Regions from separate parts of the Homo sapiens genome. Here region 2 is linked to region 1. Evidence: chromatin loops called from intact Hi-C (ENCODE). Cell type or tissue: IMR-90. All regions are shown on one strand.

Region 1 (8,000 bases):
TATACAACTTCTTGTTGAATTAAATTGATTGGCAAAAAGACTAAGCTACTGCCGTAATCACCCCTTTATTAAATTTTGTCTTATTTATCAGATTTATGTAATATAAATTGAAGGAAAAACATTATCATGCAAAAGTAATGTATCGTAGTCTCCCTTTCCACAGGGAGACCCACAGTGAATACCTGAAACCATGGATAGTATGAACCCTATATAATGTTTTTTTCTTATGCATACATACCTATGATAAAATTTAATATGTAAATTAAGCATAGTAAGAGTTAATAATAAACTGGAACAATTATAACAATATGCTGGCATCACTATTCTTGTGCTTTGGGACCATTATTAAATAAGATAAGGGTTACTTGAACACAATCACTAAATTGCACGGAAGTTAGATACAATATTTTCTTTACTGAAATAAATGTTCATTGAGCAAAATAAATTAACTAGTGATTGGAGACCAAGCCAAATGACCTTTTCCAGCAGTGAGTGGTTCAAAATAGAAGAGAGGCAGCAAGATTAGTTTTACTTTTAGAAAATAATATACTTCAATGATCTTATCCCCAATTTAGGTTCATTTGATCTGCTGATTTATACAGACAAAGATTTGGTTGTACCTGAAAAATGGGAAGAGTCGGGACCACAGTTTATTACCAATTCTGAGGAAGTCCGCCTTCGTTCATTTACTACTACAATCCACAAAGTAAATAGCATGGTGGCCTACAAAATTCCTGTCAATGACTGAGGATGACATGAGGAAAATAATGTAATTGTAATTTTGAAATGTGGTTTTCCTGAAATCAAGTCATCTATAGTTGATATGTTTTATTTCATTGGTTAATTTTTACATGGAGAAAACCAAAATGATACTTACTGAACTGTGTGTAATTGTTCCTTTTATTTTTTTGGTACCTATTTGACTTACCATGGAGTTAACATCATGAATTTATTGCACATTGTTCAAAAGGAACCAGGAGGTTTTTTTGTCAACATTGTGATGTATATTCCTTTGAAGATAGTAACTGTAGATGGAAAAACTTGTGCTATAAAGCTAGATGCTTTCCTAAATCAGATGTTTTGGTCAAGTAGTTTGACTCAGTATAGGTAGGGAGATATTTAAGTATAAAATACAACAAAGGAAGTCTAAATATTCAGAATCTTTGTTAAGGTCCTGAAAGTAACTCATAATCTATAAACAATGAAATATTGCTGTATAGCTCCTTTTGACCTTCATTTCATGTATAGTTTTCCCTATTGAATCAGTTTCCAATTATTTGACTTTAATTTATGTAACTTGAACCTATGAAGCAATGGATATTTGTACTGTTTAATGTTCTGTGATACAGAACTCTTAAAAATGTTTTTTCATGTGTTTTATAAAATCAAGTTTTAAGTGAAAGTGAGGAAATAAAGTTAAGTTTGTTTTAAATTTGTCTTAAAACATTTTGATACTGGTTTGGTGTTGATATAGTTAAATGGTAATTAGAATTGATTCAGCATAGCTAATGAATTCTTGTTCCTACGAAGTTATAGAACTTAAGGGTCCAAAGTTGAGTGAGTCTTGAGGTGTCTTCAATCTAATGGATAAACTTTGATCACATCCTGTTCATCTCATAGCAATAGACTTAAGGCTATTACTTCATCATTGTGAAAAGATAAATGTCCTTTGGAATTAGTCCAACAATTCCAGTTGAACAAGTGTTGATTTTAGTACTTTACTATACTCTTAGCCTTATTGTCAGCCTACTTTTCCTTATATACTTAAATACTATGCTTATTCCTGTGCTTTCATTAATACCCTCATCTGGTACATGCTTTCTATCCAGTTCTCACCTGTTTTTCCAAGGTCAGTTTAAGGCAGATTTGTAAAGTCTTCTCTAATCTCTAATCTAAATCTGACCTCATTTTGTAAAAATTCAGTTTATTAATGTTTATTATTAGACACTAAGTTCTTTATGTGTATTAACTTATTTAACCTTCACTATTTTTAAGTAATTGCACATAGTCTGAATCTGTTCATTCAGAAATTACATATTGAGCAAATACTGTGGATCAGTGGCAGTTTCTGGGTTCTCAGTGACAAATTTGTAGACTCTTCATATCTTTATGGAATAAGTGGACCACTGGTGTTACCAACCTAGATGATTTCAAGAAAAGTGGCAATTAAATGCTTCATTTGTATTTTAACTATTTGAGAAGTCAGACTAAATTCTGCGAAATCACTTTTCCCCCCCAAGATGGAGTCTTATTCTGTCGCCCAGGCTGGAGTACAGTGACGCAGCTCAGCTCACTACAGCCTCTGCCTCCCGGATTCCAGCCATTCTTCCGTCTCAGCCTCCTGAGTAGCTGGGATTACAGGCACGTGCCACCACACCTGGCTAATTTTTATATTTTTAGTAGAGAGAGGGTTTCACCATGTTGGCCAGGCTAGTCTTGAACTCCTGACCTCATGATCTGCCCGCCTTGACCTCACAAAGCATTGGGATTACAGGCGTGAGCCACTGCGCCCGGCTGAAATCACATTTTTAAAGGTTGTGTGTATACTCTGGTCATTTCAACTCAGCTACCAATATTAACAGGATTAAATTCTTAGATTTTTGTATCATTTGCATGCTACTATTTACTCTGAGGTTTCTGGAGAGCTAGTCATGATGAGTCATTTTACCCCTTACAGATTATATAATCAATTAAGAAATACACATTTTGGGCTGGGCGCAGTGGCTCGCGCCTGTAATCCCAGCACTTTGGGAGGCCGAGGCAGGTGGATCACGAGATCAGGAGTTTGAGACCAGCCTGGCCAAGATGGTCAAACCCCGTCTCTACTAAAAATATAAAAATTAGCTGGGCGTGGTGGCGGGCGCATCTCAGCTACTTGGGAGGCTGAGGCAGGAGAAATCGCTTGAACCCATGAGGTGGAGGTTGCGGTGAGCCAAGACCGTGCCACTGTACTCTAGCCTGGGCGACAGAGCAAGGCTCCATCTCAAAAAATAATAAATAAAAAAGAAATACACATTTTGGAGCTGAGTGGGAGCCAAACTATGAGTTTTATTGAGGTGAAGCTATACTGGAAAAGCTTTGCCCTGTAGCTCCAAGTGGACTGTCCCATCCTCTTTCTAGACCTTGAGGCTTACCTCAGGAGGATGATGTTTAAATCAACAGCTGAAAGACTTGTGAGTGGTTTCTACACCATGTTAAAGAGAAGGTTCTAAGACAGCATGATAGGCCTCTAGGCCTGGCCTGGACTCTGGCTCAGTGTTGCTTACCATATGTAGAGGATGAACAGAGGTTAAGCCCATCAAGGTCTGAAGTAGAGCCCAGGAGGAACTGAACTGTATCTGGCTTTCAGGATCCTTTTCCCAGTGTCATCAATCAGAGAAGTCAAACCTCTGTGAGAATGCTTGTGCAGAGGTATAACAGTCTCATGTATTGGTTGGCTTTTGCTGCACCTTTCTCATTCTGTTGGAGGGACATTGGTTAGTCAGGACTCTGAAGGCCAGCTTTTTCACACTGACCAAAGCAAGTGAAGGTCAAGCCTAACTTTAATGGGACCAGGAAGTATACTCCTCCCATGGAGGTGGTGGGAATGGCACCGAGAAGTTTGATGACAGTTATCTAATGGACTAGAGGTTGGCAAACTTTCTGTAAATGGCCAGGTAGTAAATAGTTCTGCTTTTGAAGGCATATGGTCTCTTGCACCTACTCGAGGCTGAAAGCAGCTATAGACAATACATAAATGAATGAGCGTGAGTGTGTTCCAATAAGAAAAAAACATGGCTGTTTGCTTCGGCCCCAGGGTTGTAGCTTACCAGTCCTGTAACAGATCACAGTTTGCTCTTTTGGTCACAAATACTTGAACCCCTCCCTAGTTCAGAGCATTTGATACCGTAATATTTAAAGCTCACTTGTAAAACATCGTTTGTTGCCTCCATCCATAGTATCTCAAACAGAATGTCTCTCCCAAATATACCTAAATTCCATATTCTCTGAAGCACAACCAGCTATTTTCTTGACATACTTCCTAACACACCCCACAGTTCACAATTTGATCTGAAAACTTGTTAAGGGAGGTTCTTTGGCATGTGATGCCATAAAAAGAGAGGTATGGGCTCTCCTTTAAAAAAGAGACCCTTTTTATGAGACTCACAATAGGATAAAGAGCCCATGCCTATTTTTAATCATTTTTTCACTATATAGACATGCATGCTGAAAAATGTTTTTATTAGTATAATGCTAATTATACTGACTTCCTATATATTTTAGCATATAGATTCAAAGATTATTAGCACAATAAGGTAGATAACTTCATAGACCATTTCTTCATCTTGTTTTCATTTAGTATGTAAAATTTATCTAAAATTTACATGAAAGATCAGAATAGCTATGTAATGCTACTTTGTAACTCTTATATTTTCCACCAGATGTCACTAATGCTGTAATATTCAAATTAAGATGACTTTCTTTTGGTTCTAAAGGCTGTAAGCTTATTGGAAAAGCAAGGTTACTCAGCATTGGAATTCCTGGCAACAAATATATAAATACATTAGGGGAATAAACACTTAGCATTTATTATTTACTAGTCACTTCACATGAATTTTTATTTAATTCTCATGCTTTTGTGCACAAGTAAAACTGGGGGTCAATGGGCATGCAAATTGTGTCGTGGTTTTTGAAGTTTAGTGGTCTCTCCTATCCCTGGCCAAGGAAGTATGCAAATTGTATTGTGGTTTTTGAAGTTTAGGTGATCTCTTCCTTCTATCCCTAGCCAAGGAAGTTCATCCTGACTCCCCAACAAGCATATCAAAAGGAGTGTTTCGTCACCTTTTTCCTCTTACCCTTTACATCCTTTTAGCAATAAAGTGTTCAGAACAAACTGGTTTTCCTTTACTGTGCTTTGCAAAACTTATTCATGTTTTATTGGGTGACTTTGTATTTACACTTTCCTCAGATAGTCTGTTGTCAGATGACTTTGACCAATGATTGGGAGGAACCAAATACAGAGGATTTTATCCTATGCCTAATCTATATTGTCTACAGAGTAAATCAGGTATGAATTTGTGAACAGTAATGAAACAATTTTCCAACTAATCAGAAGAATTGTTTGTTAAGTAACCTTAATTACTCAGTTTTTGGTGAATTGTTTGCGGCTTAACTTGTAAATAATTTCTTATTCTTTTTTTAAATGTATGAAATATTTCTAGTTATTTTGTTCAATGTGACTGATAAAAGTTTATATTGGAATAGCTGTGAAATGGAAACTGTCTACTCAATTTTAAATTTTATTAGTTATATATTTTTAAAAATAGATCTTTTAGAGATATTTCCATTCTTCATAATTATGACTTTTAAAGCCAGCAGTATTCACTGAGGCTAAAAAAAAAAAAAAAAACAAACGTAGTTGGGCAAGCTACTTAATCTTCATTAGAGTTGACAATTCTGTTCCAATCTGGCAAAAACATTGTAGCCCTAGCAACAAGACTATTAGAAAAGGCCTAGAGTGAAAAATGTCAGAGTTGACCCTCTGATTACACAAGTTGGTTTATGTTACCATGTCACCTATTTTTGTCCTCCACCATGTGATCTATTTTTATACCAGAGAAACATAATATAGTTACATTTACTTGTACAAAGCCCATTTCATCTACATTTATCTGCACCATTTTGCTATGCAAGCTTGTTTGCACAAAGGAACTTACATGAGATCAAAATCTTATTTTCTTGGAATTTTATCTGTGTGGAAAAAGGCATCCCAAATATAAGCTGGACCACCCATAGTCCATTTCCTTGCAAGGGAAAGAGTCCAAACACTTTAAAAAACTTTCTAGATATGGACATATCTAGTGGATGCCTAGACATGGATATGAATTTCTTTCTGAAATGGCAGTCTCACTGACCAAGTACAGATGCTAGTGGTTTTAAAGATTGGGTCTGTGATGTGCAAAATATTTCATATCTAACATGCAGTTATTGGATCACTGTGTTCACACTCATAAGAGTCAGTACAGCTCTTTAAAAACAGGCTGTAAAGCTTACAGCCTCCAAGTCTAGGAAAGGAAATTCATGGGTATTGATCATCTACTGTATGCCAGGCACCACTGAAGTGCTTTACATCTGTTCAGCTGACTCCTAAATGAATGGAGGTTGGGGTTAGTGGGGAAATGGAAGACTTGGGCCACAAGCTGTGGTCTTAGAAACTGATGATGGGACATGGGGAGAGCCATGAGATAAAGGAAATTAAGTCTGAGTTCCAAATGAGGAGTCCTCTGGAGCAAGGAACAGCCCCCAAACCTCAATTTAGGGCTGTGAGGGAGAAGAGGGTGGGGAGAGAAGGACTGCATCCAAAATGGAAATTCTACAACTCCGCTGATGCCTCCATCGCCCCAGAGGAGACCCATAAAGCAAAACCATGAAGAAACACTGGGGAGTCTGAATCCTTTATAGAACATCTTTAGCTCAGTTTGTGGGCAGGGAAGGGATCAGTCTTCAAATTCATTCATTACATGCATTATCTCAATCCTTGCAACAACCCTGTGAGAATTGATATCCCCACTTTATAGATTTAAGAACTAAGATTCAGGAAGGTTAAGTAATTTGCCCAACTGCAAACATCCAGAATCCATGTGCTGGCCCAATTCCCAAACCAATAGGAACCAAATCCTTTTATTATATCTTGTTTCCTCTCAGAGTCTAGGGGACAGAGGAGGGTTCTCCTGCTCCAGACTTAGCTACAAAAAGACTAGAATACCGTGTGAATCTCACTCCAAATTGAGGAAGTAAGAACTTGTAGTCAAAATATTTGAATATTGCATTAACTTTTCATAATACTGCCATTAAATGTTCACACAGGGCATTTTGCTTTAAAACAGGAGCATTCATTTTCTTTCCAGCAACATTTCTTCTCTAATTCTTTCACTTGTTTTTGTAACCAAAGGTGTGTTGGAATTTGTGTTTAACATGTAATCCTGATCCTTCTACTTTGTGAGTTTTAACCAACTTGAGACATAGATGCAGGAAACAGAAGAAGATTGAAATTTATTATATGTATTATTACCCAAATTACAGCACTCTATAGTAAAGCTGGATTGGAGAATGAGCCTTACACTTAAGTCAGAAATAGGGTTTGCTACTCCTTCTTAAGTGAACCAAGCAGCCTGTGTAGTCACAGGTGGAAGGGCCAGACAACTTCATTCTTCCTTCTCCAGCCCAACTCCAACCTAGGAGGAAGCCTTGCATGCTGAATTGCCAAGGGCAAAATTAGAAAGCACTGTACTCGAGCTGCTACAAGCCATGGAAAAATTTCTTCTTTGCTGCTTGGGATGGGCTGAGAGAAAAAGTGGAGAGAGGGCCCCAGAACGTTACTCCAGTGCTGTTTTCTGTCATCAGGATTGGAACAGAAACCCTAAGAGTGGAGTAACAAGCATCCCTCCTGCTATTTGCCAGCTTTTTCATCTCTTGGTATATTACAGTGTGTGTTCCACTGGCATTATGTAAGTTGATTTTAGGTAGCATGATGACAGGCATTTTTTTAAAAAGTTTTAGTAATATATATGTTGTAATCAGAAAAATATGTAACATTGTTTATCATGAGTAAAAAATTGAGCGAAAGATTTTAAAAGTATACACAATATTTAAGGAAAAATATTATATCAGTATTAGTGTGAGCGATATGCAGACACGAAGGCCACATATGAAGGAAGGCTGGGAAACAATGTCATAACCCACTGGACTTAAGCAACTTGGAAGTAAGCCAGGGTGGGCTGTTCCTCTCAGCAGGGAAGTTGCTTGCTCACAGGGCCGTCATGTTCTCACTTTCCTAAACCCTCCTTCTTTCCACACTAATTCCCTCCAGAGCTGCCAATGGGCATTTCGCTTTTTGCCAACAAAAGTCTCTAGCAACATGAGTCAGACAGAACTGCATGCAGCACCCTAAGCAGAAAATGTATTCCCCATTCTATTTCCTATTACTGATTATGCTCAGTCATGTTGTCCAGAATTAATGA
Region 2 (8,000 bases), 550 kb after region 1:
GTCTTCCCAGGCACTTTTGAGGAGTCTTATGAAATAAGACCCAGAACTGTTGACTGGCAAGACAAAGGCAGTTGTCCCTAGGTCTTTGTACCCCCCTGGTCCAAGGTGGTCCACAGGCCTTCACTCTTTGACACTTTCAGGATGAACAAGTATGAGTGCAGAGAACATTCCTCTGGGCACCAGTTGTGGGGTCAGAAAGCTCTAAGGCAGAAGTGAGAGGTATTAAAGATAGGCTGGGACAAAACACCTTCTAATTGGTACTTGCATGAAGTCTGTTAAAGCGTGCATGAAACTGGACACTACATCAGTGGATGAGTAAGAGGTGGGATTGAGGGTTTTGATGTCGTAAATGGGCATGCCCTGCACAAGGTTATTGTAAAAATTAAATATAATAAACTAAAAAAAATTAAAGCAAACTACCTGACATGTTGTAGGCTCTCATTATAGGCCATCTCCCTGGATGATCTCACCTACTCGCATGCCAGGATTACCATCTGCATTGTTGGTGCATTCCAAATCTATATCTCCAGCCCAGAACTGAGTTGACATTTATATCCATTTGGATATATTTCAGGCACCTTAAAATGAACAGATCCAACATTCAGCTAGTCAGGTTCCCCTGCTTCATCCCCCATCTTTAATCATCTTCTCCCTTTTCCTGTGTCAGTAAATGAGGTCAGCATCCCAAGGCAGAAAGTTTAACATTCATACTTTTTCCCTTTATCTCCCTCATCCCCTTATCTCCCTCATCCCACTCCTAGTCAGGAGTCATTACCAGTTCCTATCTGATCTACTCTTAAACAGCTCTCAGATGTCTGCTTCTCTTCCTTTGGGCTGCTACCACTCTAATCCAGGCTCTCTCTGACTTAGATTACTAGAAGTTTCCCAGTAGTCTCCTAACTAACTCCCATAGTCTCGATACATACGCAATCCTGTTTCCAGTAAGTTCATCCTTTTTCAGAAATATAGTCCTGTTACTCTGTTCATTGTCATCCCATTTTCTGATGCTGAGCACAGTACCTGATCCATAGTCCAACTCACTAAATATGGAAGGAGCAAAGAAGACAAGAAGGGCAAGAATTAATTTGGGAAAGGTTAGGACAACAGTAAATATAAACAACACTTTAAACAATAAGAATAGATGAGATTATCTGTCCTATTACCTTTATTTTCACTTTACTATTTTCTTTTTCCCTCAGATTTCTCTCACTTTACCCATTTTTTCCCCCACATTACATTTCTTCAGTCTTAGGTAGCTTCTCTATCTTCAACAAATTAAATGCAAAGTAAAATAATCGTTCAGATAGTAATAGGAAGAAATAACAAATCAGTTGTATTATCCAACACTTGTATATGGAGCTTTACAATTCACAAACCCCTTTCCTATAAATTTTATGAACAGAGGCTTTCAGAAACTTCATCTTTTTCTTATGAAGAAATAGTGAAAACTATGCTTAATATTCACGTGTGAAGGGTCATGAGAAACATGAGGTGGAGGATTGTGCTTGTCGTGCTTTAAAGCTTTATTTGTGACTGTCTCAGAGATATAATGAACTGAGTATAATATCCTTTCCTTTCTCTTCACTCAGCCAAAGGGTCTCTACTGCTTCACCAAGTTCAATTAGCAGAACTAGCAGGATATTCTGCACTAAAATGACCTGGATCCTACATGGGGAACTTTCCAACTCAGCCGTCTCCTTCCTTCCTTCCTTCCAAGGGAGCATGTACACTGACTATCCCTCTTTTTCTTGCCTTTCATCAATCATACCTCAGTTAATTCCATCTCAGTCAGTCCTTTTCTTATTTGCAGGCACACATGAATAAGCTGACCTTCAGCCTGAGCATTATTTCAGAGGAAAAGCTAACATGAATTTGTTTCAGATTTTATATCAATTGCAGTTTTGAAATTGAAAAATATAATTGGTACAACTATTTCAGAGGGTTTTTTTCCATGTTTGGAGGTATTAATTTTTTTGTCTTTACTCCTTACTTCTATTTTAATCAGTATTAAAACCAATGAAATTGTTCATACTTTACTCTGGCAATGGTCACATTGGTATTTGAAAACAATTTGACTCTTTGTATTTGTTTCCCAGAGATTATCTCACACTTTTCTCAGTAAAAGGAGAGAAAATTGTTAGTTGATTAATTTTGTGAAGTAGCCTCTTTTGTAGTTAAACAGTAATAAAAATGTACTGATAAATGGCATATTAAGGAAACTGATCTTTTTTCCTTTCTTCAACAAAATACTTTCAGAAGTGAACATCCACTTGCCCAGCTTTACTGCCATTCAATCATGGAACACCATCATTTTGACCAGTGCCTGATGATTCTTAATAGTCCAGTAAGTACCTAATTTATTGTTGTGGAATTTTAAAAGAGAGCTTTATAAATTCAGTTTTATTTTTAGTTCTTGGATTTATTCCCAGCATCATAAATTCTTGCACATACTTTATTCCTTTTTGGGTAAGGAAGGCGAAGCCAAAACATTTGAGATCCTCACAGCCTCACTTCTCTAGACAACCAGAACTGTCTACATGTTGCCCAATAAGGGAAATTTGGTTATTCTACTCTACGTGGCTATTCCAAATTAGAAACAAACAAAATGTGTATTTTGTGGCTCTCAGTTAATTCTGCTTTTTTTGTTTAATCGAATGAAGTGGTTTCTATAGCTCAAGCATTTGCTTTCACAAAGCAATACCCTTTCTTCTTTTTATTGAAACTTCCAGTCACTAAGAGAGGATTTTATTAAAGAATAAAGCTATTTAACTACTTGGTGAAATGAATATTTATCAACATAAGAAAGCATATGCTATGCTATGCTAAACATACTTATGTTAAGGAAAACAAGATTAACATAATATGCACCAGGATATTAACAATGGCTGTGCTGGTGTAATGAAATTGTTAATCTTTGTTTGGGGGGGATGGTTGTTCATTATTTACATTGTCGGCTGTGTGTATGTATTACCTTAATAATAAGAAAAAATGAAAGTTTTAACTATTACATTGAACATACACAATGCATGACATATAATCTTAAAGCAATTTTACAATATTGCTAAGTTTACTCAGTTGGGCTAATTCTTTCCTGAGCCCTGGAAAAAAATTCAGGGATTCCCATCACTTTTCTGGTCACTATTTTATAAGTAAAAGCCCTCTAGTTACTTTAGGTTCCAACATATAGTATAGAGTTCTCAACTCAGAAACAAAAATGTGTACTCCTGGGTAGCAGTCCAAATTTTGAACATGATTTAAAGTTTCAGGTTTTCTGTTACTGCACTGGTAGGCTTCTCCCATTCCCTACCTTGTGTTTCTTCTAACTCCTTCCTCTCTCCCCAACCTCCATGTGGTTTCTTACCTCTTCATACTTGGAGAATGGGAAGGGAGAATAGGTAAGAAACATCAAAACATTCTTAACAGACTGGTACTGATATGAGTGCCTTGCTTTTAGACTTTCCAGACAAGAGTCAGACACAAGTCTACTCTAGCCCCACCTCCACCCACTAAATGATAGGAGACATACACAGGAACTCCACACCCCTCTCTCTTACCTGAGGTAGAGGGGAACACACTCTCACGCCTCCCTCAACACCTCAGTGTCGGGGAGGAATTAAGAGTTATATAGCCTGTTTTGGCAACCTCCTTATAAAATCTGTATATGGTCTAGTACAGATTGTTTTTCTACAACATGTGACTGTTTAATGTGAATTATATCATGTGTGATTGGGAGGTAGAAGAATGGTATCAGTATACTATAGACGTTCTATCATTTCATACACGACTTCTCTGGGGTAAGAGGTGCCAGAATTATAGAAGTTGAATTCTGACCTTCAGCAATAAAGGAAAAAGCCCTCCCTTTGGCTCGTGCATATACAGCCCTTTCCATTCTATCTTAGGAATATTAAAAATGAGCACTTGCACCTGAGGCTCTCTCCCTCGCTTTGGACTGCTGTAGCCTCTTGGTAGCTTGCTCTTCTTTCAATGCCCACCTTAATAGCAGAGTTACTGTCTCAACAATCAATTCTATATGCATTATTGCAGGGCCCCTCAAACCAGCATTTCTACTTGATTGTTTTTGTCCATCTTTAATGTCCTCAGAAGCAGCCTCCAGACCTGCCAGACTGGCCTGTCCAAGTTACTTCCAGAGGAACCAATTCTTGGTTTAGTTTGTGCTCTGGTTACAAAGTTGCATAGGTTTTGAGTGGTCTTTCCCAATACCATTTTTTCACAAAATCCATGTTATTTTTAGTGTACGGTTTTTCAGAACTGAAATTTCTCAGGAATGTATATGTCATGTTATAGTAGGAACATCTGTACTTTTGCTATCTGTGTGTTTCCACTAAAACTTTCATTTCAGTATCCCACTACAAATTTAGCTCCAAAGAAAGAAAATATGCTTTTTTAAAAGCATATTTTACAGTATTCCTATCAACTGACCTGTTACTATATAACTTATTATGTAATATGTTGTTACTTAATATATAAGGAATCTGATTATCTATATGGCTGGCTCAAATTATAAGACCTATCTATATATTCTATCTTTGTAAGCATAATTACACAAGAAATTATATCCTCAGCTTTTGAGAGTAAAAAATAAAAATATAGCACCAAAAGACATTTCATCTTCCACTTGAAATTGTTTTATCTTAAAGTAAGTATCAGAAGGTATTTTCTGAATAGTTTTCTGTTTAGCCTAGAATCTAAAATGATTTAGTATTTAAAAATAATGTTTATGGTTGTAATTATAGATTATTGTCATTAATTAGATCCATGCCACAATTTCAGCATCTAGTTATCCTTTAATCAATGTGTTTTGGCCCCAGCCTAACATACCCAGAAGTTCTCCTGTCTTCATAACAAATCCCTTGCCTTCAGATCTCATTCCTAAGCGTCTGGGTTTTTTCTTGGCCCTAAGATATAGGAAGCACATCTGACTCAACTTACAGATGTTGTTTTGATTGTATTCTGAGTGCATGGTCTGTGTATTTTACTTAGTTCAAGATTAGAGAACCACTATGCTTTAAATTACAGATAAGAAATAAAAAATGGTTACATAGTGAAAACTTTGAATGATTTGCACATGGATTAGCTACCTTTTAAATATTCCTTATAGATGTTTCAACCCACGCTTTCTTTCACCACTGACCAGTAAGCACCCTTTGGCTCATGCCCTTTACCCATCTATATTAAGATGTTCCTAAGGAATATGCACTGTTATCATAACTGACCAAGTTAAAATTATATAAATTTGCACCAGAAATGTTACTGGATTTATTTAAAATGCCATAGAGAAGTTTAAAAATTTTACCACTTCTTTCTTCATATCCATTAATATGGCTTTTTTTTCAAAGTTTTACATGCTGTTAAATTATAGCGATTAGTCTGCCCTACGGAAAAGGATAGCTATTAGATTTTAAGTCTGGACTAAGGCTTAAGGAGTATAAGAGTTGGAAAAACATGCATATGTAGGCAGATGAAGCATTATGAAGCGGTTTACATGTATGACAGAGGGGTTGGGTGGGAACATAGAGGGGAAACTTTATTTCATGGTATTTAAGTGTGTCCTCCACATTCATTAGAATACTGGGCATGTGTTTAAGATATGTGAATATATTTCTAGATTTTGTTCTTGTCAGCAGCTTCTCCAGGATGTTAATACTGGTTTTCTTTTTTTATAAAGGGCAATCAGATTCTCAGTGGCCTCTCCATTGAAGAATATAAGACCACGTTGAAAATAATCAAGCAAGCTATTTTAGCTACAGACCTAGCACTGTACATTAAGTAAGTTTTAAGAAATAACCTGAGAAATAGGTATTTGAAGTCTTTTCATTGTTTCAAACTTTTGACATCCATATTGAGAAATTTCAAAGCAGAAATGTCCTGGCAAAACTGCTTATCAGAATACGGAGCAGTTTCTGAAAGGGTAGCCAGAAAAGTCTACTCCTTTGGCTTATACTGCTGAAAATTAAGAATACCTATTATTTCTGATGTTTATCTACCACTGTGTCTCTGAAACTATATACAAATCTAATAGCCATCTCAAGGTCAGTCATTCCAAGCCATGTTGTCCAAAGATTATATAGATCATTTGCTTTTCCTCCTTTCCCTTGCTCCCCACAACTTCTGACCATTTCATGACTCCTTTATACCGTCATTCAAGCTTAGTTGGGCAGGAAAAGGAGTTACTGCCAAGCAAGTAACTCTTGTTTCTTTTTATTTGATTTTGGCAGGAGAAGAATATTTATGTAGAACTTTGAAGTTGTTGATTCTAAAATAAGAGTATACATTAGAGTTGTCTCTGTGATTATGCATTTTCATGATTAAACTGCCTTTCTAAAAGCTAGAAAATACTTTCCTGCATTTGAGCAATCATAAGTTTCCAACTCCTAGCTGAGATCTTTGACGCATGTGTGGGAATGAGGGGAGTCAGGGAATCACTCTCAGGATTTCCTTGTAACATGAGTCTCTCTCCCTCTGTAAGGAATTCACATTCATGGTTGTAGTTACTCTTAGGAGAAGTAAAAACACATAGAAAAAACACAAAAACATCTGCCAGATATCTACTGTTATACATCTAGAAGTAACTGCATGTGCCTACTTAATTGGTTTTTAGAGCATTTTGAGGTTAAGACAAAATAATATATATTAATAGTAAACTTCAGTTTATTAAAAATAATTGCAGAATAAGGATTATCAAATTACCAAGAATTTGAAAAATACCTGTAACCACAATGCCTTTCTAAGCTTTACAGGCCACATGGGTCTCTCCTTTGAACCCTTATGAAACATACTTTTCATTTTTTATAACCATATACTATCAGTTTTATTACGTAAGTTTTTCTTGAGTCTTGTGTCTCCAGGTAGATATTAAACACTGCGAAAAGAAAAATTTTTGTCTTATGCCTTCTCAAAATGCTTAACAATACTGGGCACATAAAGAGGTATTCACTGTACACCAAATATTATTATATTCACTGAATAATAACAAATATTATTTTATTTTAAACTTTACCTAGTCTTTGTTTACTTCAGAAGCACTTCACAACTTTAGATATTTTTATCCCCTACCATGAAATAAATGATAAACTGAAACCTATAGATCTTATTATGCCATGCACTTAAAATACCTGAAATCATTCTCAGCATCAAATTTTTAACTCATACTGTTTCATTTTTCTTAAAATAACAAATATTCAAGAATTGAAATTACCATAATTTGTGATCTATAGTTAAAAATTAGGTGAGGTTTAATGTTTTATCGAAAGCAAATGATAGAAGGGGGAAAGTGAGGTATTAAAGATTTGTAAATGATGATTTTATAGTGGGCTCTAAGATGGGAAAAAAAATCAGAGGTTTTTTTTCACCAAAATTTAGTCCATGAGTCTTTGTGGACCAAAGGGATAAGACCCTGGGTACTCATTATAACTAACAATTTTTTTTTAAACATTGTAGGAGGCGAGGAGAATTTTTTGAACTTATAAGAAAAAATCAATTCAATTTGGAAGATCCTCATCAAAAGGAGTTGTTTTTGTAAGTAGGTTTACTATCTTTAAAGCTGAAGTTTTTTACCCAGTTAATTTTCTCACTATTTTTTCCTCACTGTTAGTTTTTATTGCAATTATTTGTTACAATATGATGATCTTAAAAGCGGTCAGATTTCTCCAGAGGGTTGTACAAAGAGTAAATTTGAATATTTACTTGAAAAGAAATGCATTTGCAAATCCAAGTGAATGAACTGTTCCTTTGTTCTAGAAAAACCTTTAAAATGTGGTAGAGTATCAATATATGGCTATAGGTTTCCCTTATTCATTTTCCTAATTCATTGTAATGGAAGTGCTGAAAATGGAATTATAAATGTTGTGGAAGTAAGATATAGCTGCAAAATGTTTACTTCTCTTAAAGAAAATCTGAAAAGGTAGAGCAGTGAGGTCAGGGTCCAGACATGGAAGGAATACTATTAAGTCTCTATGATTAAAACAGTTTGATATTGGTGG

Evidence for each region. Peaks named below come from ENCODE experiments on the same cell type or tissue, not always from the same donor. Only the 100,000 strongest peaks of a DNase experiment are listed, where the experiment ranks them.
Region 2: it touches region 1 in a loop (12-fold over the local background); 5 of 110 quality-filtered maps call a loop at or near these places.

Annotation. Positions count from the first base shown.
Region 1 is chr4:120,052,866-120,060,865 of GRCh38, reverse strand. MAD2L1 (mitotic arrest deficient 2 like 1) reads left to right here. Exons shown (of 5, transcript NM_002358.4): 5 at 576-5,243. The coding sequence ends at 748. Among named protein-coding and RNA genes, the nearest start is that of MAD2L1, 10 kb to the left of the region's middle. In IMR-90, a CTCF peak has its summit at 4,418 (motif pointing right); DNase peaks (open chromatin) are centred at 4,455 and 7,785; H3K27ac peaks cover 576 bases.
Region 2 is chr4:119,505,391-119,513,390 of GRCh38, reverse strand. PDE5A (phosphodiesterase 5A) reads left to right here. Exons shown (of 21, transcript NM_001083.4): 15 at 2,257-2,344; 16 at 5,687-5,787; 17 at 7,459-7,536. Among named protein-coding and RNA genes, the nearest start is that of LINC01061, 99 kb to the right of the region's middle. In IMR-90, no CTCF peak of the experiment used is centred here; DNase peaks (open chromatin) are centred at 4,920 and 6,430; H3K27ac peaks cover 1,370 bases.